Regions from separate parts of the Mus musculus genome. Here region 2 is linked to region 1. A link is a loop called in an ENCODE intact Hi-C map of the cell type or tissue named here. Cell type or tissue: heart. All regions are shown on one strand. Links, peaks and the distances in the headings refer to the core of each region. The heading gives the core; the rest is flanking DNA. Region 1 overlaps Mrtfb (myocardin related transcription factor B). Region 2 holds the start of Gm32596 (a long non-coding RNA gene).

The links. Peaks named below come from ENCODE experiments on the same cell type or tissue, not always from the same donor. Only the 100,000 strongest peaks of a DNase experiment are listed, where the experiment ranks them.
Region 2: a loop joins it to region 1, with 1.8 times the contacts of the local background. A loop is called at or near these places in 3 of 42 quality-filtered maps.

Annotation. Positions count from the first base shown.
Region 1 is chr16:13,323,525-13,335,195 of GRCm38, reverse strand. Mrtfb (myocardin related transcription factor B) reads right to left here. Exons shown (of 17, transcript NM_001122667.2): 3 at 8,625-8,814. The coding sequence starts at 8,778. Among named protein-coding and RNA genes, the nearest start is that of Mrtfb, 73 kb to the right of the region's middle. In heart, for the core only: no CTCF peak of the experiment used is centred there; a DNase peak (open chromatin) is centred at 4,875; H3K27ac peaks cover 690 bases.
Region 2 is chr16:13,153,235-13,164,905 of GRCm38, reverse strand. It overlaps Gm32596 (a long non-coding RNA gene), which reads left to right and starts at 5,611. Exons shown (of 3, transcript XR_384684.2): 1 at 5,611-5,700; 2 at 5,809-5,900; 3 at 10,711-10,841. In heart, for the core only: CTCF peaks have their summits at 4,386 and 4,589; DNase peaks (open chromatin) are centred at 4,505 and 5,225; H3K4me3 peaks cover 1,173 bases; H3K27ac peaks cover 941 bases.

The sequences.
Region 1 (11,671 bases), core at 3,871-6,370:
TGACCAAGAGCCACACAATTCGGTTACTACTTGTTATAACCAATTTTGTTACTTCAATTTAGTTTCCTTCCTTTTTCTTTTTTCCTTTAAAACTAGGGACATCTAAACTATCCTGGGTCCCCAACAGAATATGATAAGATATATTTTATTCATACTGCCAACCTGAAGGGGTTTAGTTGAGAACACATCTACTTGTTCATATCCCTTAAAACATTGCTCAAAACATATTACAGTCCTACAACAGAAATGGATACGGAAATTTCCAGTTGTGTAGGACTCTTAATAGCTGAAACCTGTAGATTCATCTAAGGGTTAACTCATTGAAAAGAAACAGGAGGACACATAAAGAAACCTCTAAGAACATCTCCCACCCTTAATTTCCAGTGTGGAATCCTGCCCCGCCTCTGGAATTTTAGACATGCCACTTGGGCTTCCGGCAGGAAAACCCCAGGACTTTTAGCATTTCACTCCAACTATAGGTCAGATCAATCCTAATTACCTATTTCTGAAGTAATCCAGCCTCCAAATCACGCGGGTTCTGCCCTTCACATTTATTTTTAGTTTTACATGTATGTATAAAGTTATTTTATATAGAACATACATATAAAATGCTAAACAAGGAAAGTATATTAGTACACAATAAAGTATTGAAAGGGATCAAATAAAGCCCATTACAGCCCCATTCCCTGAACTTAGAGCTTCAGACAAATCACTGAACGATGTCTCAGAAGAACATTCTAAGTCACTGCATGTATGTCTACTTTTGCGCATGTCAAAATCAATGGGAAACAAGTCACAGCAGCATAAACACGTCCTTAATAGCCATGTTTATTTTTTAGTGAGTCATTTCTGAACCTAATCTAATTTCTTTGTTAAATAGAAAAAACTAAATCAAGTCATAACAAAAACAATAGAGATGTGATTATGCCAGAGATTTCCTGTAATTGAAGTAAAAAAGAGTTTAGATGATGACCTAGAAGAAGAAACCTCCCTAAACATTTTATTACTTTAAAATACCGCATGTCTTCTGCCCGGCAGTCATCATCCACACCACAGGCCTTCGGGATCTTAGTAGCCACACCTAGTGATGTAATCTCCTCAATAAGAACCCGGGAGGGAGAGCAGATGCACTCCAGCCCTGGGTGATGGAGGGGTCTGTTCAGGAGCTTGATGCCTGGACCTGCCCTACTGGGGCTCCTGCAAGTAGCCTGTGAAAATGTCAGCTTGGAGTCTGTTCTGGATGGCAGGGTCCCTAGAGAGCCCGAATGTTGGCCTGTTTGTATTTTCACATGGTTTACAATCTGAAAGTCCTTCCTTGTAGACACTGAGTGATGCACAGGGAATGCTAGGGCTGTGGGAACTGGTGGGACCCATGAGAGATAGCTTCCTGGGAACTTTGTGCCCACTGCTTTTGCCCTCTCAGGGACCATAAGCTGCCTGTCAGTGTTGTGAAGGTGTATGAGTGGCAGGAAGAAGCTGGGTGCCATTTTAGTTTCTTTAAAAAGAAGTCACTGTGGAAATGGAAGCAAAAATTACTGGGACTACTAAAAAACAAAACAAGCCCATCAAGTTATAAAACATCATTGGGAGAAACCTATAAAAATGATATGCCTTTGTCATGGACAAATATAACAGATTCTTTAAGTATCCACACTTATTCTGCGCTGTTCTAAACCCTATAGAGTAACTTACGCTCCTGTCAAATTGATCTACAGGGCAGGAAGTAGATGTGGACCCCAGTCTGCAGGAGGGAAGCAAGCGGAGGGAGGAAGATGCAGATAGTAAAGGTCCCCCTAGGGGCTGGCCCTGGCTGGTGTCAGAGCTGCTGTTCTCAGTCACTCTGTGTGCTGCTCCTCAAGCATGAAATACTGAGTGCTTATTACAACGTACCCTGTGTGTCCAGCCAGAACCCGCTCTACACTGCTTGTTTGTATATGGTCAGGGGAACTGCTTTCAGAGACCTACACGTCCAACAATTTCACAGAAACGCTGTGTTCTCAATTGCGGGCCTTGCATTAGAGGCTGGAAATCTAAGAATTATTTTAGGGTAAGGCACACAACGGTCATCTCAATACTGTTTGCTAATAATACTTTTTAAATAGATCTTTCAATGGCCAGTGAGATGGCTCAGCTAGTCCAGGCACCTGCTGCTAATTGATGGTCTAAGCTCAATCCTCAGAACCCATATGGTAAAGACAGGGGAGGGAAAGAACCATGGTGCCTTTACATGGCATAAGCATGTGTGTACACACTCATACACATAAATAAATAAATGTAAAAAGAAAAGTATCTTTATTTCTATCCTCGAAGTGCCAATTTTCAACACCATGAGAGATGTGGACTGACTGTTTTTAAGTGCAGTATTCCATGAGAGGCTGGGCAAGCTGCACAGTCAGCAAGCAGCACAGTTGCCCTGTCAGGAGGAGGCGTCTATTCCAGGTAGTGTTCTAATTTTGTTGCTATCAACTTCCCAGTCTGCAGCTTGTCAACCATCCAAACACCTGGCAGGTTCTAAATGCAGCCTGCAGGAACCCAAGACTAGTGGCAAATGAGGCTTCTTGCTTTTCTTATTATGTCCTATTAAACACAAGGATCACAGAACAACATCTTAAGATAGTAAATACAAATATTAGCACTTTCTCAATGAAAACAGGAACATACATGACAAGAAAAGACACTGATCATTTGGGCTTTTAAAAAGAGGTGAAATAGTGCCTTTTAAACTTGACATCAGCACATTAACACATATCTGCCAACCTCTGAGAACCACAGGAAGAGAATATTGTATATTCTAAGGTAGACCCATCATATTAAGAATAACACTCATCAAGTCGATTTCTCTTTCCTTTTGACAATGAGGAGCACTTGACAACAGAGAGCTCATATATATGTTTAATAGCATGACATGTGACTACTCTGGATCTATGGAAAAGTCGTCAGGGGCTGATGTGGGAGCATATTGACAGCTGTGCTGCCTAATGAAGGACACAGAACAGCAGTGACAATGACGTAGAGGAGCATGTGATGTGATGAAAAAGGCAGCCAGAGGGAACAATGGCTGAAGCTGCAGACAAGACACTGGGATGGGTGTGCTGTGACAGACTGCTTCTCAGACTTACCTGTGCTCACAGACTGAGCCGGCAGAGGAAGCTGCAGTCCTGACTCCCCAAAGACTATACTTCCTGTTAATAACAGTGAGGGCAGCAGTGAGGCAGAAGAGCCAACAGCATGGTTAAAGGAGTTAGAAACACTGGGTACTACTACTGCTTCCTAGTCTATGTGATCATTAACTACACACTGAAAGAAAGAAAGAGAGAGAGAGAGAGAGAGAGAGAGAGAGAGAGAGAGAGAGAGAGAGAGAAAGGAAGGAAGGAAGGAGAAAGATCCAGTCCATTGTTATCCTTGCTCATCTTGTTGCTTTCTGTTACAACAGTACTGCTTTACTGATCTTAAAGTATAAGATGAATGATACTGAACAAAACATTCATGTTTCCCAATACCTCTTCATAGGTAGGGCAGAGTATAGTTTCTAACATCTCTTTTCTTTTTCTTGATGCTCTCTGAGGGATTGCAACTCCTACTTTACAAATTAGTTCATTATTCACCAGTCCAATGTCTAATAAGACATATAGTAGATTCTAGTTTTAAGAAAATCATCTCATTTATATAAAAAAAAAAACACAAAACCCATTCATTTTGAATCTAGTACCTAGAAAAAAAGCCTTTTAAAGTATTCGGGTTAGGCATTTGTGTAAGTTATGATGGTATAATTTCAATGTCAGCTTAAACTAAATTGCTAATTACTCTAGTCTCTAAGTCACCTTTTCAGTACATATAATAATTGCTGATGCTCCAAGGGCATTTCTTTTCAAGACACCGTTTAAAACTCCAAACAAATGCCTCTTCTTACGGGGGTGGGGGTGTCTACGGCCCTAAGGATGTACCTTTGAAACTGGGTACCAGCAAGCCATAAAGCACATACATATGAGTATTTTGAGCATTGTGGCAGTCTACCTGCTGCACCAGATCAGATTCACACCCAACTCAGAGGTGTGGAAAAGGTGCCCTCCTGCTCCCCTCCCACCAGCATATGCTGGAGGGTGTATTCACAACATAGTGAAACAAACTAGATCCTTACTAACAACAACTGTCTAAATAAGAAACCCAGAGCAGAAGAAGGCAGACAGGTTATAGGTAATTATAGGCATTGTGAAACAAAACAAGTTATTCAATAGGAGACTATAAAGCCATTATGAAAAGGAGTACCTCAGCACTAGGGGCTTATAAGGCCTCATTTTCATTCTGAAGGAGTCAGGAGATAAACTGTTCACAAACACCATCTTCTGCCACAACCAGTGAAGAATTTCATTTGCAGGTGTCAATCTAGAATTTGTCTTTGAACTTTATATTTGTGTTTAGTCTAAGTCTTAAAAAGTGACTGCAAAGATTAAAAATTTAGATATGGAATATATAAATATAGAAATACCGTCAAACCTTGCCACAGTGTTTAGTGATGCCCTGAAGAGTCATAGTAAGCATGTGGACCAAACGCCAGGAGGAAAGCGAGCAAGGGGAGTTTCACAGAGAATGATCCACTGCTGTCAGTTCATTGTCTGTGAACTTCCAGAGTGTTGCGGCTCCAGAGGCAACACTGGCCATCTGCTCACCTCTCCACTCCGCTGTGCCAGCTCATACGCAGGCCAAGGAGCAGAGTCTGCCCAAGAACAGTGTTTATTATGTTTGTACATTTCCAAACACCTGAACTAACAGGCTAATGAGGGGTGGGGAAATGTTCTCAGAAAATGCAAAGAACAGAGCAGCTGTGAACAGAAGCTGTTATTCACTAAGGTGTCTGCCCTTGGCTCAGGGCCACGGTCTGGAAAGTTCCCTAACTGTGTGTGGCTAGATAAAGCCCTATGCTGAGTCCCAAGCTAAGGACTCTCTTGTTTCCTTGTGTGCAACCAACTCTTGAGTAGGTCACTTCCTCTCTTGGAAAGGTCATTAACAACAAGGCAAGAAAGGGTCTAAGTTGCTCACTGAATAAATATAATGTAAGGGGGAAAAAAATCTCAGAAAAAAATTCAGATGAGGCTATAAGCTCAAGTCCCTAACTATGGTAATCAATGATCTGAATGTTTGAGAAGAAATGTGTCCTTACTAGGACCCTACAAATGCCATTTCACAGTAAATGTTTTGGATGAGATTAGGGGAGTCAGACAGAGGTGGGAGGCCACAATCAAAAGCCTTTCAGGATAGGCAGGTGGCAGGCACTAATTTTGCTACTACTAGATAGATATTATCGATAGTGAGCCTGAGGCTGTGTGAAGTGAGATGAGTCTCACTCATTGAAATACCCAAGATGCTCTGAGGCACCAAGCAGCTCTTTATCATAGCAGCTACAGTAGCTTCTCTGCAGGAATGCTGGCAATGCCTGATAGCTCTGCATCTGTCCTGCTTTCCTTTCCTGCAAACAACCTCACAACAGTGTCCGCCAGAGTAGAGCTCTCCTTGAGTGTGGACACAGGAAAGATCTGGCTGCAGCTCGTTTGGAAATGTGGCATCTACCTATATGTCTTCCACCTGAGCTTTTCTCATCGCATACTAAAGGCCAGCATCTATATGTAAATAAGATGGAGCTAACTCCTGTGTACTATGCCAGAATGAAGCTCAGTGCCCTGTGGGTAGGCTGTTTTTATAAAGAAACACTGCATGTTATATCCTTTATAGGGCCCATGTGGAAAAACTGACTGCCTGAATGCCTGATTGAGATGTTACTGGGTGTCATTTTAGCAACATAGGCTACAATGATGCGATCCGCCTACACACTAATCACTAATCACTTAAACACCTACAATATATCCAACAGAAGAGAATGCAGCAACAGTGAGGAAAGTTCAAATGCACAGGCATAACTACAAAGTACACAAGCAGGGACACGTGAATCACACAATTTTTTGTTACACAATACTTTGTAAGTGGTTTTGAGACTAATACCGACATTTTGATATAACTTAAACATAAGATTAGGAAGACCTAAAAGTATAAGCAACATACATTAAAACATCAAAGAAAGCAAGCAAGTCAGGTCTATCACCTATCTTTCATATATATAATGTTCTGTTCAAAACATGGTTTTCTTTTATTTAACATTTTAATTTGTTTTAATTGGACAAAATGGTAGTCATAGTATCTATGTGTAACTGACACATGCACACTCTATGGGGTGGCTAAGTAAAGCCTTGAATCACACTGTGTTTGGGATGAGGACACAGATTCGACTCTCACAACTGTCCAGGAATGCCAATATGTCATTACCCACAGTTAGCACATCGCTCTAACTCACTTCTGCTGACTCAGGTTCTTCTTCCCTGACCAGAATCTCCCTTTTAGGGTTTTTACCTGGATTTCTGGTCGCTTGTACACAAGAATCACTTTCACATCTTGGATGTGTGTGTAAAGCAGGTGGATGTTACAGTTTTTCTGCAGTCATTTTAGGAAAGACAAGGGAGTTACTTCCTACTTGAATCCTTAGATGTACTTCACGGTGAGATGCTCTTTCATGGCTTAACCCTGAGCAGAAATTACTCTTGGGGAAAACACATTGGCTAAAAAGCCAACTTCATTCAAAAATAAATGTATATTTATAGAATCACTATAATGATAATGGAAGAAAAAAATCAATGCATTCCTTATTTCCAAGCTATAAAGTACAATACTGTTACTACAAAAAGTGTTTCAAAACTATTCTTTAAAATAGTCAAACATTTTTCTCTCACAAAGGACACTAGTAAGAGTGGCTGATCTGGGAAACAAACAGGCAGGCATAGACAGACTGGAAGGCAGCATATGCTTCCCGTGCAGTCAGAACTGCTAAACAATATGCACGTGGCTTGAAAAAAGAACACACAGTGGCTTTACTCTAAAACAAAAGTCCACATCTATGTACAACTACAAACGGTGATGAATCAAACATAAATCATTACGTCTCAAAGGCCACGGACATGAGACTACGGTTGGAGAAAACAGCCCAACTGTTGCATGAGTGGAGCTTAAGGTCTAGCATGAAAACTTCAGTGTCAGATCACATGGGTAACTTAAAAGCTGCTGGATTTCAGAGTGACAGAAACAAAGATGAACCCTGGAAGTGAGTGCATGAGAGAATGCCAGCTGATGAACACTGTGGCTTTAGTAAGGAGGACAGTAGGAACAGCGATATTTCTACAAATGATTGCGTTATTTCATAAAGTATAGCTATCTTAGTAAGTTAAACCCTCTACCTTTCATCGACCTCCCTAATGACATGTGCAGGAAGGAGATGACTTCAGTGGTAGAGTGCTTGGGTTCAGTCCTTAGCACCAAAATAACAAAATGATTGTCTCAGAGGAGCTTGTTCTATCCATGTATCCATCTTACACCTGGGTATGTAAATGAGCATCGGTGAGAGAACATGGTCTCCACATGGACCACATGTCCCAGGTCTATCCACTCTGTGTGCATCCCTCCTCTGCTACACCCTGCCAGTTTGTGAGAAGTCTGACCTTCTGATTTTATACCAAACACTACTCAAGTCCTTGGGACAGGAAATTGGTCCAGGAGTGCACTGCAGCTTGATTGTATTTACTCATTTCTGAGTTACTATGTTTGTCTCAGCCATTGTTCACAGTAAAGCCAGGCTCTTGGAGACAGAATGCCTAAAAGCAATCTTACAGAACTGAGTCTGTGTGTGTTGCTTAAGCTAAGATGGTCAAGGGCAGAACTTAACAGGACACAAAGGTACATGACTCTTAAGGCACAGGAAGTTCATGCAAATCCCTGTCCTGAAGCACTCTGCTCTTGGCAAGGAGAGCCCAGACTCTAGGACACCTAACAGGGCGAATGGAAAACATTCTGTAGGAAAATCATTTTATTTGTAAAGGTAAAGGCATGAGGCCTCTGACAACAAGGCAGACCCATCAAGTTCTGGGCTGGGCTCTCCTTGAGTATGGTCAGTGTACTCTTTGAATAGCACACTGTGTTTACGTTTGAAGTGTACAACACTGTATTAGAACTAAGTGTATCTAGTCTGTCTTTACTCATTAGTTTCATGTTTTGGGGACTCTGGGATGCCTCTGTCATCAATGAGAATCTACCACACTAAAAAGGACTGGTTAGAAAATATCCACTCTGTATACAAAAAAGAACTAAATTCAAAAAGAATCTAGCTCAGCTTGTGCCCATTAGTATAAAAATCACCCAAGAAGGCCTTGCTTTCACTGAGTGGGCTAACTCTTACCACTCTGAAATTAAGGTCCAACTCACTAGCGATGGTAAAGGGAAGAAGGCAGTCATGGCCAACACCCACTTCTCTGGTATCAGCAACTTCACAGTGCCTTTCCAGCAAGAGATCTTCCCAGTCCAAGATAGGCTAATCTAAGGCTGACTTCTAAATGTAGTACTATGAATAAAGACAGGTGCTGGTGACATGGTCAAAGAAATTCACGGGAAGTGAAATCCTGCCCCTTCTCAGAGAACATCGCTTATGGGGCTTGCCAAGTGTAACTCATACAGAGTTATAAACTGGAGTTATCTACACCCACTAAAAGGGAGACCATCTAAATCAGAGTCCCACATGCAGCTGGACTCACCATTTTTCCGTTCGTTCAGAGTGGGTAAGTGCTGGCTGGACTGTAGAGACAGTTCCTGGAATTCGTGAGCCACAGACTCACTTTGAGGACTTGGTGCAAGATGGGCTAGAGGCCCCAGCTCTTCCTCTGTGTCTATGGCTCCTGTGTGATCCATTGTGTTCCAGCCACTGAGACACCTCTTTTACGCAGCCTGTTGAAGAAAGTGACAAACTATTTAAAAATGAAATAGTATCTTAAGTTTTCTCCAGTTGACACAAAAGTGTTAAGCCAGGCATTCGAGTTCAGTTCTATCTGTGCACCCATTGCCGGCTCCTCCTCTCTGCATCTCAGGCTCTTTCAACAACTCCAGGGAGATGGCTCCTATCTAAAAAGTAAATATAACCTAAAAGGCACTTTGCATATATTATTGTATCAAGGATTCATAAAAACTATAGCTATCACTGTCATTTAAAGATTTCAACACATGCTAGATGAGAAGTCAACAAACACTAGTAAAAATGAAGGCGTGTGCTGGCTTGAAGATCCACCCCAGTGCCTATATTTTGGGGAACTCTTAAATTAAATCAGCACTCATAGCAACCAGCAGTACTTCACAGACTCCTTCACCAGCCTGGGCCTCAGAATGAACTAAGACAGAGCAAAGAAAAAGCAGTTAAGGAAAAAAAGGTGTATTTTACGTCAACCAGACTTGGACTTGGAATTGCTTGTTACCACGGTGTAATTTAGCCCATGGCCACAAAGGTCAACTCCTGTGTTTCCTTCTAGATACAAAAAAATTTAAGTCTAAGATACAAAGTTTTGTATACGCAGTAAGATCTGAATCAACACTGGTGGCTTAAGAATGGCTGGTGGCTACAGCATTACTTGTGGAAAAGATCACCTTCTCTACTAAATTGTCTTTGCACCTTTGTTGAAAGTCAGCTAGCCTGCAGAGTACAAATGTGTCCCTTGGCTTTCTATTCAGTTCAGAGATCCCTAAGCACTACATGTTCAGGAAAGACTGTAGAATATGCTATGGCAAGAACAACTACACTGATGTGTGCTGAGCTGCCCAAAATATGGAAGGTGAAGTTGAATTTTACCTAAAAAGGGTCTTAAGAAGAAATCATCAAAAACTAGAGTCTCTGCAGCTGCCAACCACAATCCCACTGTCATTGAAAACATCCTTCAATAAAGATGGCAGTGCGTCAGACTGCAGAGAAGACTCATGCAGCAGATGGAGCATCTTAGGAGTGAGATGCACCACAATGCTAATGCCCACGGGAAGAACTGAAAGTAGCTTTTCTTAATTCTTTAGTATTAAATTCAATGCAAAAGCTGACACCTTGGCATGGTCTTTGCAGGTGAAATCCATATGACAATTTTAACATAATGGATGAAAGGAGCTAATGCAAGCAGCATTTCTACATTTCTATAGATTGTAAATAAATGTTTTGAAAAGACTCGAAAGTTAAGGTAGAAGACAGTAATTCCTAAATAACTGTTCACAACAATACAGACAATCTTAGTTGAGACACGGATGGGGGAATTTAAATAATATTCTAATAATTACCCAATTAACTCCCAAAAGAAAGGGAGGGTAATGAGGAAGAGATAAGACAGACACTAACAAGTGATAAGATAGTAAGCGATAAGACAGTAATTAATCTTCCAATGATTATGTTACACTGCTCTAATTGAAAGAAATGTTGATAATGTTTGCTTCTTTTTAAGAGCAAATATAAAAATATATATGCTCACAACTAACACACTTTAAGAAACAAAGACATGATTCTCTCAGAGGTAATGAATGGAAGGAAGCCGAGGAGAGGCTGAGGACTACATACTGCTCCCAAGTAATGGTGAATTCAAAAGGCTCCATTAGGTAGATGAATTTATAGGCAAAATTACTTATTTCACTATGAAAAATTAAAATATAACTCATAGATTTTTCAACACTGAATTTTCATTTTGAATTAATTATTCCTACAAAATAAAATCTATTCATGCCAAAATTATTTTGAAGCTACAAGTACCATAACGCCCTTATAATGGTGATATGCATAGACTCTGGACATCAATGGTGATGAGCTGGAGGGTCTTTTAAACAAAGATTCAAAAATATTTTCAAGGCAGTATTACCTGTTCTTAATACTGAAAGATCTTTTTTTCAACGTATGCCTTGACACTGTACTCAACCTTAAACTCCTACACACTCCCAAATCGAGAAAATTATAAGCTACATAAATCTTTACAAAATGTAGCAAAGGGAAAAGAGTAAGTTAAAAATTTTTACTTAGTATCTGTGAACATCTTTGATAGAGCATAGAATATATTCTGAAATTTGCAGAATGTCATCTTAAAGTCTACTTAAGTTCTTGACAATTTCTTTAGAAATTTAAATCCACCGTCTATTATAAACAGCACTGTGTCTAGAAGTCCCTAGTTGAGATGTTATATAACGGCCACTGTGAAATGTTAAAAGAAACCATATTAGAATGGATTGCCTCACTGGGTCAAAAGTGAGCTGTCAGGTAAAAAAACATCACTCAGCTTGAAACGGGCAGAGTGACAAAACTGTGATTGTCTGGAACTGGCGAAAGGAATGACTCAGTACAGAACTCAGTAACAGAAACATTCCAAAAGGAAACGTCCAGCACTCATCTGGCAGGAAGTGAATAAAAGGAGAATGCTGTAACATCAACCTAGGACGCACCTTTTGTTCTTAAACAAATTCGACACCATTCTCCAGGGACTCCCTGGTTAAGAGTAGCTTTCACCCTTCATCAAGGAAATGTCTCTTTTCAACAGTCAAAGACCTTTACAGAAACTGCAACTACTCAAAGAGCCCAGCTGTGGAGCCCAGTTCTAAAGGACACATCTACAGCACAGCCAGTGCGCCTAAGGTTGAGGGAATACTGCAAAGAGGAGACCGAAAGATCCTAGGAGCCAGAGAACCAGAGAGTCTGCTGTCTAAGCATGAGCTGAACAGGAATGACGCCCTTAAAAAATGCTAATGTGGATAGGGTCTTAACTGCAGACCTTGAGGGTGCTAAGGAACCTGAGAG
Region 2 (11,671 bases), core at 3,048-5,547, 170 kb after region 1:
CGAACCTAAAAGAAGATAGCTACACAAACATAAAAATAACATAAAAAAATAACAGGAAGCAACAATCAGTATTGCTTCTTATCTCTTATCATCAATGGACTCAATTCCCCAATGAAAAGGCATAGACTAACGTACTGGATATGTAAACAGGACCCAGCATTTTGCTGCATACAGGAAACACACCTCAGTGACAAAGACAGACACTACCTCAGAGTAAATGGCTAAAAAACAATTTTCCAAGCAAATGGTCCCAAGAAACAAGCTGGAGTAGCCATTCTAATACTGAATACAATCAACTTTCAACCTAAAGTTATCAAAAAGGACAAGGAAGGACACTTCATACTGGTCAAAGGAAAAATCTACTAAGATGAACTCTCAATTTTGAACATCTAAGCTCCAAATGCAAGGATACCCACATTCATAAAAGAAACTTTACTAGTGCTTTGAGTGGGAGACTTCAACACTGCACTTTCACCACTGGACAGATCACGGAAACAGAAAATAAACAGATACACAGCAAAACTAAGAGAAGGTATGGACCAAATGGATTTAACAGATATCTATAGAACATTTCACCCTAAAACAAAAGAATATACCTTCTTCTCAGCATCTCATGGTACCTTCTCCAAAATTGACCATATAATCGGCCACTCATTGCTGGTGGGATTGCAAGCTGGTACAACCACTCTAGAGATCAGTCTGGCGGTTCCTCAGAAAATTGGGCATAGGACTACCTGAGGACCCAGCTATACCACTCCTGGGCATATACCCAGAAGATGCTCCAACATGTACTAAGGACATATGTTCCACTATGTTCATAGCAGCCTTATTTATAATAGCCAGAAGCTGGAAACAACCCAGATGTCCCACAACAGAGGAATGGATACAGAAAATGTGGTACATTTACACAATAGAATACTACTCAGCTATTAAAAACAATGACTTCAGGAAATTCCCAGGCAAATGGATGGAACTTGAAAGTATCATCCTGAGTGAGGTAACCCAGTCACAAAAAAACACACATGGCATGCACTCACTGATAAGTGAATATTAGCCCAAAAGTTCAGAATACCCAAGACTCAATTCACAGACTATATGAAGCCTAAGAAGAAGGAAGACCAAAGTGTGGATGCTTCAGTGCTTCTTAGAAGGGGAAACAAAATACTCACAGGAGGAAATATGGAGAGAAAGTGAAGAAAAGCCATCCAGAGACTATCCCACCTGGGAATTCATCCCATCTACAGTCACCAAACCTGGATGGTATTTGGATGCTGGGAAGTGCGTGCTGACAGTAGCCTGATATGGCTGTCTTCTGAGAGGCTCTGCCAGAGCCTGACAAATACAGAGGCAGATGCTTGCAGCCAACCATTGGACTGAGCTGGGGGTCCCTGATGGAAGAGTTGGAGAAGGGACTGAAGGAGCTGAGGGGGTTTACAGCCCCACGGAGGGAGCAACACTGTCAACTGGCCAGACTCCCTTGAGGTCTCGGGAACTGGACCACCAACCAAAGAGTACACATGGAGGGACCCATGGCTCCGGCCACATATGTGGCAGAGGATGGCCTTGTTGGACATCATTGGGAGGGTGTGCGATGCTCCATTGTAGGGGAATGCCAGAGCAGGAAGATAGGAGTGGGTGGACAAGGGAGCACCCTCATAGAGGCAGGGGGATGGAGGATGGGTTAGGGGGTTTCTGAAGGGGAAACCTGGAAAAGAGAAAACATTTGAAATGTAAATAAAGAAAATCACCAATAAAACATAAAAAATAAAATTAAAAAAGAAAAGACAGTTTGGAGCCCCCTACCAACAAAATCATAACGATGATTTCCAGAACTCTGAGGAGTACATTTCAAGAGCACACCTGGGAATCTTCTTTTCTTTTACAAAAATTCCCTTCCATCTTAAAACCCCTCTCTACTACCCACAAGAGAAACCAGTGGATATCTGAGACCTGGACAGCTCCTTTACTCTCCCACCAGTCAGGACACACATCTTTGCTCTTTTATTCCTACAAGGAATTAAATGTAAAATGAGGCCTAATTGGTGAGCAATATCTAAGCAATGACATTTGAAGTTGACTTCTGGCATCCACTGACAGGTGTAAACACACACACACACTAAACACTTGCAAAAACAGATCTGAAAAATGTGAAATGCTTTATGACACATGTCAATCCAATGAGTAATTCGAATTTGGGGCTGTTTTGGGGGATGAAGGATGTAGCTAGCCACTGTGTGAGAGGTTAATTCCTATGTCAAGGGCACACTTTCAAAGTTTGTATAAAATCTGGACACAGACACATACATAAAACTATACACAAAACCACACACACACACACACACACACACACACACACACACACACACACACACAGAGCAACAGTGACAGAGATTTGAAGACAAGCCACTTACATCGGGCTAAAGATGTCTCTGAAGTTAAAAGCATGCACTGTTCTTGCTAAGGAGTTTGGGTTCCCAGCATCCATATCTTGGCACTCACAACCTCCTGTAACTTCACCTTCAGGGCTCTGACTCCCTCTTCTGGCCTCCTAGGCACCTATACTCACATATCCCCACATAGATACACATATGCATGATTAAAAATAAATTGAGTCTTTTTTCTAAATGTGCATATATGTTAAAAGACAGCCATAGGAACAGATAGGGGCTGCATGAGAATTGGGAGAGGGGGAGGAAAAGATGGGGAGATGAAGGAAATAATCAAGCCTTTGGGGTAAGGTGAGCCGTCAAATGAAAGCAGGAAAGCCCCGTCTCAGGTTAGCCAGCAGAGCAGGTGTCCCCAAGAAAATATCTATTTAGAAAAAAGGGAAAAGTCTCTTTACTATCTATTGAGGGTGTTTTAGAAGTCAGAAAAGCCCTACATAGTTTTTAGAAGCTCATAAGCAAGGCCATGTGTAGAAACATGCTCATATTTTTCCAATCAAAGATATTTACATGAAAAATAAATCTGGGCCACCCTGCCTCTGAGGCTGTATACTTTTGATTAACTCCACCTGACTAGATGCCTTTTTTTTTCCATTTTAAGTGTACATGTGCTCATTTCCCCCTAATTTAATCAGCTTGCTGGTGTACACACCTCCAAGTGTTTAGTAATTTCATGCGTGTGTTTTGCAAGCACAGGTGACAGCAGCCCTCAAGTGCACTCAGGCTGTAGACTTGACTCAACTTGCTTTCACTGGCTCAAGAATGGGCTTCTCTGTCCTGTGGCTGCCTGGGGTGGGGAGGGGGCGGGGTACAACTCAAGGTGCCTCGGTTTTCCATTGCTACCTAAGGTTTCTACCCACGTCTTCTCCTGAGCCATTGCCAATCCTTGCTCACCTGATCCCCTGGCTTCCACTCCCTCCAGGCCTGTGAACAGGCCGCTGAGTAGTAGAAGTGAGTGGCGCTTGCAGTGGCAGACACTCTGGAGGGCAAGGTGTGACACTCAGCCCTCTGTGGTGTGGTCCCTTTACACTGGTCTTTTTATGTGTCTTCACTAAATATAAGTAACAAATCCTTAGACATGGACAAGTAAGGAGCCCCCAGGAGATCACAACGAATATAGTGTTGGACAGCTGGTTTTTTTTTCCTCCACTAAAGTGTCTGTCTGCCTGTCTGTCGTCTATCTGAACCACTGGGTCATGGCATGCCAAGAAAGCACTTCCTAAGTTACATATTCACAACCCTCTTTACCTTTCCTTTCGGGATAGTCTCACCAAGTTGCCCAGGTTGGCCCTAAACTTACTTTACAGCCCAGTTACTTTTCATTTTTCCTTAGTGGCTGGAATTGCAGGTCTGTGTCATCAGGCTTGGCTAACTATATTTCTTCTTTAAAAACAAACAAACAAACAAACGAACATTAAAGTTTAGTGTGGCAGTTCACTTTTATCTTAGCACTCAGGAGGCTGCTGTAGGGAGATTTTGCCTTTGACACTAGCTTGGGTTGTCTCAAAAACAAAACCAGTACAATTGGAACAAAAATCACTGGTCGGGTTTCTATGCTGTAAGGTGCACACAGGTAGGCACGGCTGCTGGTTTTGGGTGCGTGTGTCGTAGAACCGCTGCCACTAAGGTCACAAACCTTTTTATTTTTTAATTTTTATTTATTTATTTATTTATTTATTTATTTATCTATCTATTTTTACCTATTCTTGGTGTCTTTGCGGAGGTGGCCAATTTTTATCTTCAATCGGGAAGCTTCTTGGTTTTGACGGATTCGACTTCTAGAAGCCTAGGGTTTAACGTGGGGTTTCCGGCAATCTTAAGAAATTCATACCACTTCCCCTAAATATATTTCTCCCTCAAGGGGGAAAATGCTCTCTGACCGACCAGACTCCGGACTTCTGGTCTGACTCAGGCTTGTCCCGGGGCGTGCTGGGGCTCCGATGAGAAGCAGCGACTATTCTCTCCGTTTGTTCATGAGTCATGCTGCAAGTCAGGAATCTTCCCCACCCCCACCCCGCCTTCCCTGCTTTCCCATGTCATGCTTAGGCAAGAACCAGCAGAGGCAGATACTCCCTATTCAAAGCGTCTCCGTCCTTAGTCCAGTACCACAGCGTAGTGTAAGACGCGCGACTCAACGGGGACCCCTACTGTCGAGACCCGGAAGGACAGCGTGGGCGCGGAGGTTTGCTTGGAGCACACCCCAAAGGCAGTGTCGGTTCCCGCCCACCCTCGCCGCAAAAGTACCTGCACATTTCTGTTCGCTTTGTTTTAGTCAGTGAAAATGCTGGGTTTCATCACGTCGTTTTCATACATATCATAATCCTTTGCTCACAGTCACTCTCAATTGCCTTCTTGTGTCTGTCTCTCCTTTTCCCTGCCGCAGGTCTTCTTCCTCATCTACTGCCATGCCACATATATTTATAGTTTAATTAATTCTTTTTTAAAAAAAGAAGTCCAGATTCCTCAATGAGACAAAAAGTAATATTTGTCTCAGGCCGGCTTCTTTAAAAAAAAAAAAATCCCCCCCCCCCACAAAAAAAAAAACCCCTTGACTGTCTACAGTTCCACCCATCTCTCTGAACTGACCCAAGTCTTCTTGTCACAATACACTAATGGGGCTGATGGCAGACCCTGGCTCTTGCTAATAGTGTTGCGATAACCGTGGGTGTGCAGTGACCTATTGGGTGCTGCTCCAGGCAGGAAGCCACAGAGCAGCAGCTGGATCCTCAGTACAGTCCCACACTCATTTGCCCCACCCTCATCTCATCTATTAGTGACAAGAATGTGGTCTGAGTCTCAAGTTTTCAGCCTCTGTCAGCACTGGAGCAATTAATCATACTCGCTTCCGGGATGAACCTTCCCCAAGCTATCAGCCTCCCCTAAGGGAGAGCTTTAGGCTGTGAGCCAGAGGTTTTCAGGACCGTGAGGACTGAGAAGACCCAGCTTAAAAAAGCCCAAGCTGCAACTTCTTAACCAGTGCTTTGGGGGCCCTGATCCCAAATTTCCCTTCCACGGGTCCTGATGGGAGTTTGTGGATGCTTCAACTAGGATGAGTGTCACGGCCATGTCAACCTGAGATTCATCTGCTGTGTGGATGTGTCGAAGCACAGGGCTCTGTTTTGAGACCCAGTCACCATAGCAACCCAGCTGCCCCAGTTACAGTGCTCTCAGCACCACCAAAATAACAATCCTCTCCAAGCTGCTGAATGTCGACTTTCAGCTCCAGGTGACAGTAACCAGCACACATTTTGATTTCGTAAGTTTTTGGAAGGAGGTTTTAAGTAATAATAATAAGCCTCTGAAGCTGGGTTACGTATGTAAAGGGGCTCTAGGCTGATCCTTTGTTATCTTCCAACACCCACAGACCACAGAGCCAAACAGCAATGCTGTTACAAAGCAGCAGGAAGAAGAAAGGAGCTCGCTGTGATTTCCTGGGGCTTGACACTTCCCTCCCAGGTTAGGGGTAAACACGAGAACATAAATGATGGCAACCCAGACAGGTTTTCTGTAGGTGTGACAAGCTAGAAAAGCAAAATCCATCTTTATTTTTCCTCTTCCCAACCCCATTCTCAACACATTTATTCAGTGGTGTGTGTGTGTGCGCGTGCGTGCGCGTGCGTGTGCGTGCGTGCGTGTGTGTGCGTGCGTGTGCGTGTGCGTGTGTGTGTGTGTGCATGTCTGTGCGTGCTTGTATCATTGAGTTCAAGCCATGGTGTACATGTGGGGTTTAGAGAACAACTTGTAGGAGCTACTTCTTCCCTTCTACCATGTGGGGCATGGTGACTGAATTCAGGCCATCAGACTTACCTGAAAGCATCCTTACCCACTGAACCATCTCAGTGGTCCAGCATCTTCTTTCCTTTAGTCAGCTCTGCTCCGCCTTCATTCATCTTGGTCACCTGCTAGCGAGACTACCTTCTCTCTGATGCTAGCTGACTTGACTCTTCCTGGCCTTCACCCTTTCCAGCTTCACAGCCTCCCAGGCTGTCCCCCCTGGATTCTCCACACCTGTCACCCACAGTGACCTTCTCTGGTTGCAGTGTAAGCTGACCAGCACTCCCTGCTGACTAGGTACATCACAGGTGCTAGCTGGTTCCGTTTCTCCACCTCCTCTAGATGGAGCCATTTTCTAAAGTTCTATTGTTCCTCAGAGGCCCTCAGCATTGCTTTAATGCCAGCATCTACTACATCTCCATAATACACTGTCTCCTGTCTCTGACTTACAATCAAATAATTAATTTAGAGCTATCTTTCCCCTGGGGGGAAAAAGACCCTTTCCAGACTTGCTTTAATTTTGTTAGATATTCTTATCATCTCTTGAGTCCAGGCTTAAAACTGGACATCACTTAGATTTAGTCTTTCCCTAGGCATTTTGCTGCACAGACTGCGTGTGCGCGTGTGCGTGCACATGCACATGTGAGGTCACAGAGCAGGACATCATCAGGTGTCTTCTCCTGTGCTCTCAATGCCTGAGGTGGCACCTGTCACTGAGCTTCACCTCTGTGCTGTATATTGCCTGACTTCTTACGTGGGTACTTGGGATTTGAACTCAGGACATCTCTTGTAGAGCAAGCTTCCCTCCCCAGCGCGTGATGCTTCTTCAGTTTATGTCCCTTTTTTTCCATTTCTGAAGCCTCAATTCAGTTGTGACCCTCATTTCCCATTGCTGGGGCTGTTACAGTGATTCTGGACATGGCTTCTGTCCCACCTCCCACTCTTGCAGGGTAGCCAGAAAGCATAGCCATTTCCCAGCTCAGTTGCTCTGGGTTGGCTGGCCCCGCGTGGATGCCGTGGATGCCCCTGTGTGGGTGTAACTTCCTCCTCTGATCTCTGGAGCCCTTTCATCTCTCCTGTGGCCTTTTCTGCCTTTGAATTCTCTTTGCTGCAGGACTGAGTGAGGCTTATGACCTGGACTGTGACACATCAGAAACAGACTTGCCCTGTCACACTTCCCATGCTCTCTCCTCAGCAGCCGCTGCGTGCAGCTCTGCCCAGAGATAAAGCTGCACAGGGAGCCAGTCCCTGACTAATCAAGAGCTACTCTCTCGCTGACAGATTCTGGAGGCAAAATAAACCCTTTCCTCCCCAACTTGCTTCTTGGTCATGATGTTTGTGCAGGAATAGAAACCCTGACTAAGACAACCAGTATGAAGTGTCCTTCCTTGTCCTTTTTGATAACTTTAGGTTGAAAGTTGATTGTATTCGATATTAGAATGGCTACTCCAGCTTGTTTCTTGGGACCATTTGCTTGGAAAATTGTTTTCAGCCATTTACTCTGAGGTAGTGTCTGTCTTTATCACTGAGGTGGGTTTCCTGCATGCAGCAAAATGTTGAGTCCTATTTACGTATCCAGTCTGTTAGTCTATGTCTTTTTTAGGGACTTGAGTCGATTAGTGTTAAGAGATATTAAGAAATAGTGATTATTGCTTCCTGTTATTTTTGTTGTTAGAGGTGGAATTATGTTTGTGTGGCTATCTTCTTTTGGGTTTGTTGAAAGATTACTTTCATGTTTTCTCTAGGGTGTAGTTTCCCTCCTCGTGTTGGTGTTTGCCATCTATTATCCTTTTAAGGGATGAATTTTAGGAAAGATATTGTGTAAATTTGGTTTTGTCATGGAATATCTTGGTTTCTCTGTCTACAGTAACTGAGTTTTTCTGGGTATAGCAGCCTGGGCTGGCATTTGTGTTCTCTTAGGGTCTGTATGACATCTGCCCATAGATGTATGATCTTCTAGCCTTCATAGTCTCTGGTGAGAAGTCTGGTGTAATTCTGATAAGTCTGCCTTTATATGTTACTTGACCTTTTTCTCTTACTGCTTTTAATATTCTTTCTTTGTTTAGTGCATTTGGTGTTTTGATTATTATGTAACTGGAGGAATTTCTTTTCTGGTAAAATCTATTTGGAGTTCTGTAGGCTTTTTGTATGTTCATGGGCATCTCTTTCTTTAGGTTAGGGAAGTTTTCTTCTATAATTTTGTTGAAGGTATTTACTGGCCCTTTAAGTTGGGAATCTTCACTCTCTTCTATGCCTATTATCCTTAGGTTTGGCTTTCTCATTGTGTCCTGGATTTCCTGGAAGTTTTGGGTTAGGAGCTTTTTGCATTTTCTTTGACTGTTGTGTCAATGTTTTCTATGGTATCTTTTGTACCTGAGATTCTCTCTTCTCTCTCTTGTATTCTGTTGGTGATGCTTGCATCTATGACTCCTGATCTCTTTCCTAAGTCTTCTAACTCCAGGGTTGTCTCCCTTTGTGATTTCTTTATTGTTTCTATTTCCATTTTTAGATCTTGGATGGTTTTGTTCATTTCCTTTGCCTGTTTGATTATGTTTTCTGTAATTCTTTAAGGAATTTTTGTGTTTCCTCTTTAAGAGCTTCTACCTGTTTACCTGTGTTATCCTGTATTTATGTCCTTCTTCAAGTCTTCTATCACCATCATGAGAAGTGATTTTAGATTCGAATCTTGCTTTTCTGGTGTGATGGTGTATACAGGACTTGCTATGGTGAGAGAACTGGGTTCTGATGATGCCAAGCAATCTTGGTTTCTGTTTCTTATGTTCTTACACTTACCTCTTGATATCTGATTATCTCTAGTGCTCGCTGCCCTCACTGTATCTGACTGGAGCCTGTCCTTCCTGTGATCCTGTTTGTGTCAAAATTCCTCAGAGTCCAGCTGTCTCTGTGACCCTGTGATTCTGTGATCCTGAGATCCTGGTGTGATCAAGCTCCTGGGATCCTAGGATCCTGTGATCCTGGGCGTGTTAGAGCACCTGGGAGAGGAGCTGTTTCTGGGTGTCATGGGACTGGCTGCGGAGTTAGCACTGAAGGTCTGCTCAGGGCACCTCTGATCCTATGATCCTGAGTGTGTTAGAATGCCTGGGAGTGGGGCTTCCTTTGGGTGTTGTGGGGCTGGCTGAGTTTGTGCCCAAGGTCTGCTTAGGGCACCGGCTCAGACCAGAAGGAGCCTGTGCTACTGGTGGTGGGAAGAATTCCTGGGTGCCTGGGTCTCGCTGGTCCCAGTTTCTCCTGGTGTTGGGGCAGATGTTGTGTCCTCCTCACCTCTGATCCTAGGATCCTGGACGTGTTAGAGGGCCTGGGAGCAGAGCTTCCTCTGGGTGTTGTGGGACTGGCTTGTAGATTTACTTTTAATATATTTTTATTTATACTATTTACTTTATTATATGCTTATTTTATATATAAATTTATATATGTATTTATATAATAAACATAGCACAATACATATTTTATATAAATCCTACTTATATTTATCTTATTATATGTATATATATGAAAGTATATATTTTAGTATATACATATGTCTCCTATTAAAATGTATTTTTTTTTTTGGTTAAATTTTATGTGTATGGGTGATTCACCTGCATGTATGTCTGTGTACTATGTGTGTGTCTGGAGTAGAAAAGAGTGCCATTTCTCCTGGAAATGGAGCTGTAGATGGCTGAGCTAACATGTTAGTATGGGGAATTGAACCTGGGTCCTCTAGAAGAGCAGCCAGTGCTCTGAACTACTGAGCCATCTTTGAAGCCCACATACTCTTATTTTTAATGAGGTGTAACTTTTCAATATATAATGCTGGAAGCAGGCCTCATCCCTGAGAGTCATGGGAGCTTGTTTGGCAATGCTGTGGAAAAGTAGTTTTCAAAAGTCAAAACCATGATTCATAGAAAAGAAAAAATGAAGTTAAATATTTTTTATAAAGTATTTTGTGTGTGTGTGTGTGTGTGTGTGTGTGTGTGTGTGTGTGTGTAACACCTATGGCAAGCAGGAGAACTGGCCCTGAGGTCATGAGACCAGGAGGGTTAGCCCTCACCTGCTGCAGCACTCAGGAAAACAGGTCCTGCACCTTGCCTGGACACCACAGTAGAGTTAGCCCTGGATTTGGGAGTCACATATGAGCTCAAGAGAGCCAGCCCTGCCTCTCATCTGCTGTGAGGTGGTCCAGATGAGGAGAGATGCCTTCCACCCATCCCCTGGCCCTCTATGACAGGCAGAAGAACAGGCTCCTAGGTCATGAGAATGGGATAAGTGGTCATGTCCCTCACTGGCTGCAGGTCCTGTATCTCACCTGAGCAGTAGGACTGGCTCTGGTTGCCTGGGGGTGTCGGAGAGGTGGGGTGGGGGATAGGAGTGTGGGAGGTAGGAGATGGGACTTTCCAGTGAGCCAACCCAGGGGTGTGAGAGCAGGAGAGCCCACCCCTTCTCTACCCCATTGATGAGTCTGCTGGAGTGCATGATAGACCTGGTCCTACAGGATCTCCTGACCCAGGGCAACAAGAGAATATCCGAGAGGACGCCCAGTGAGCTTCCAGTCTTGATAGCACAGCACAAGTCAGAGGCCTCGAACCAGACCAACACATGCACAACCATAAGCAAAGAAGTGTGGACAAAAGGGTATGCTGTGGGACATACTGTGACACACTACAGCTTCTCAGACTTCTTTTTCTCTGTTGTGGGGGAGGTTGCAAGGGTGGAGGGTGGGTATGAGAGGAGGGGGAGATGGGTGGGATTGGGGTGGATGATGTGAAATTCCCAAAGAGTAGATAAAACGTTTAAAGAAACTGATGTATGTATGCATTCCATGTCCTTGCATGTAGAAGCCGAGGGAAGACACAATGGGTGCTTCCCCATTGCTTTCTTAGGTTTTGGAGACAGGGTCTTTCACTGGATCTGAAACTCAGCGCTGCAGAGAGGCTGGCTCACGAGTGAGCTCTGGGACTCGCATCTCCACTCAGCAATGCCCAGCTGCTACTGGGGTGCTGGGGATGTGAACTCAGGTCCTCTTATTGGGGCAGCAAATGCTCCCTGCTCACTGAAGCCACCTCTCCTGACCTGAGTAGCTCTGAGGTCTCAGCAGAACCAAACACAACCGATAAAACCACTATCAGCAATGATGTGATTCCTAAGGATACTCTGCTACGCTTGGCGCCTTGTCCAGTGGTCATCTTGGTCTGCTTCCTGTGGTGGCTGATGGGAGCAGGAGCTGAGACCCACAGCCAGCAATATGGTGAGTCTAAATTGGAGGTCTCTGATGGGTTCCTCCTCAGAGCTCAGAGAACCCCATGGACTAGTGGGAGGGAAGACTGTAGGAATTGGAGCGGATGGAGGACCAAGGAGAACAGAGCCACTGAATCCAGGAAGCAGGGCTCACATGGCTCCTAAGAGACTGAAATGGCAAGCATGGGTCTGTAAGGGTCTGCACCAGGCCTTCCATT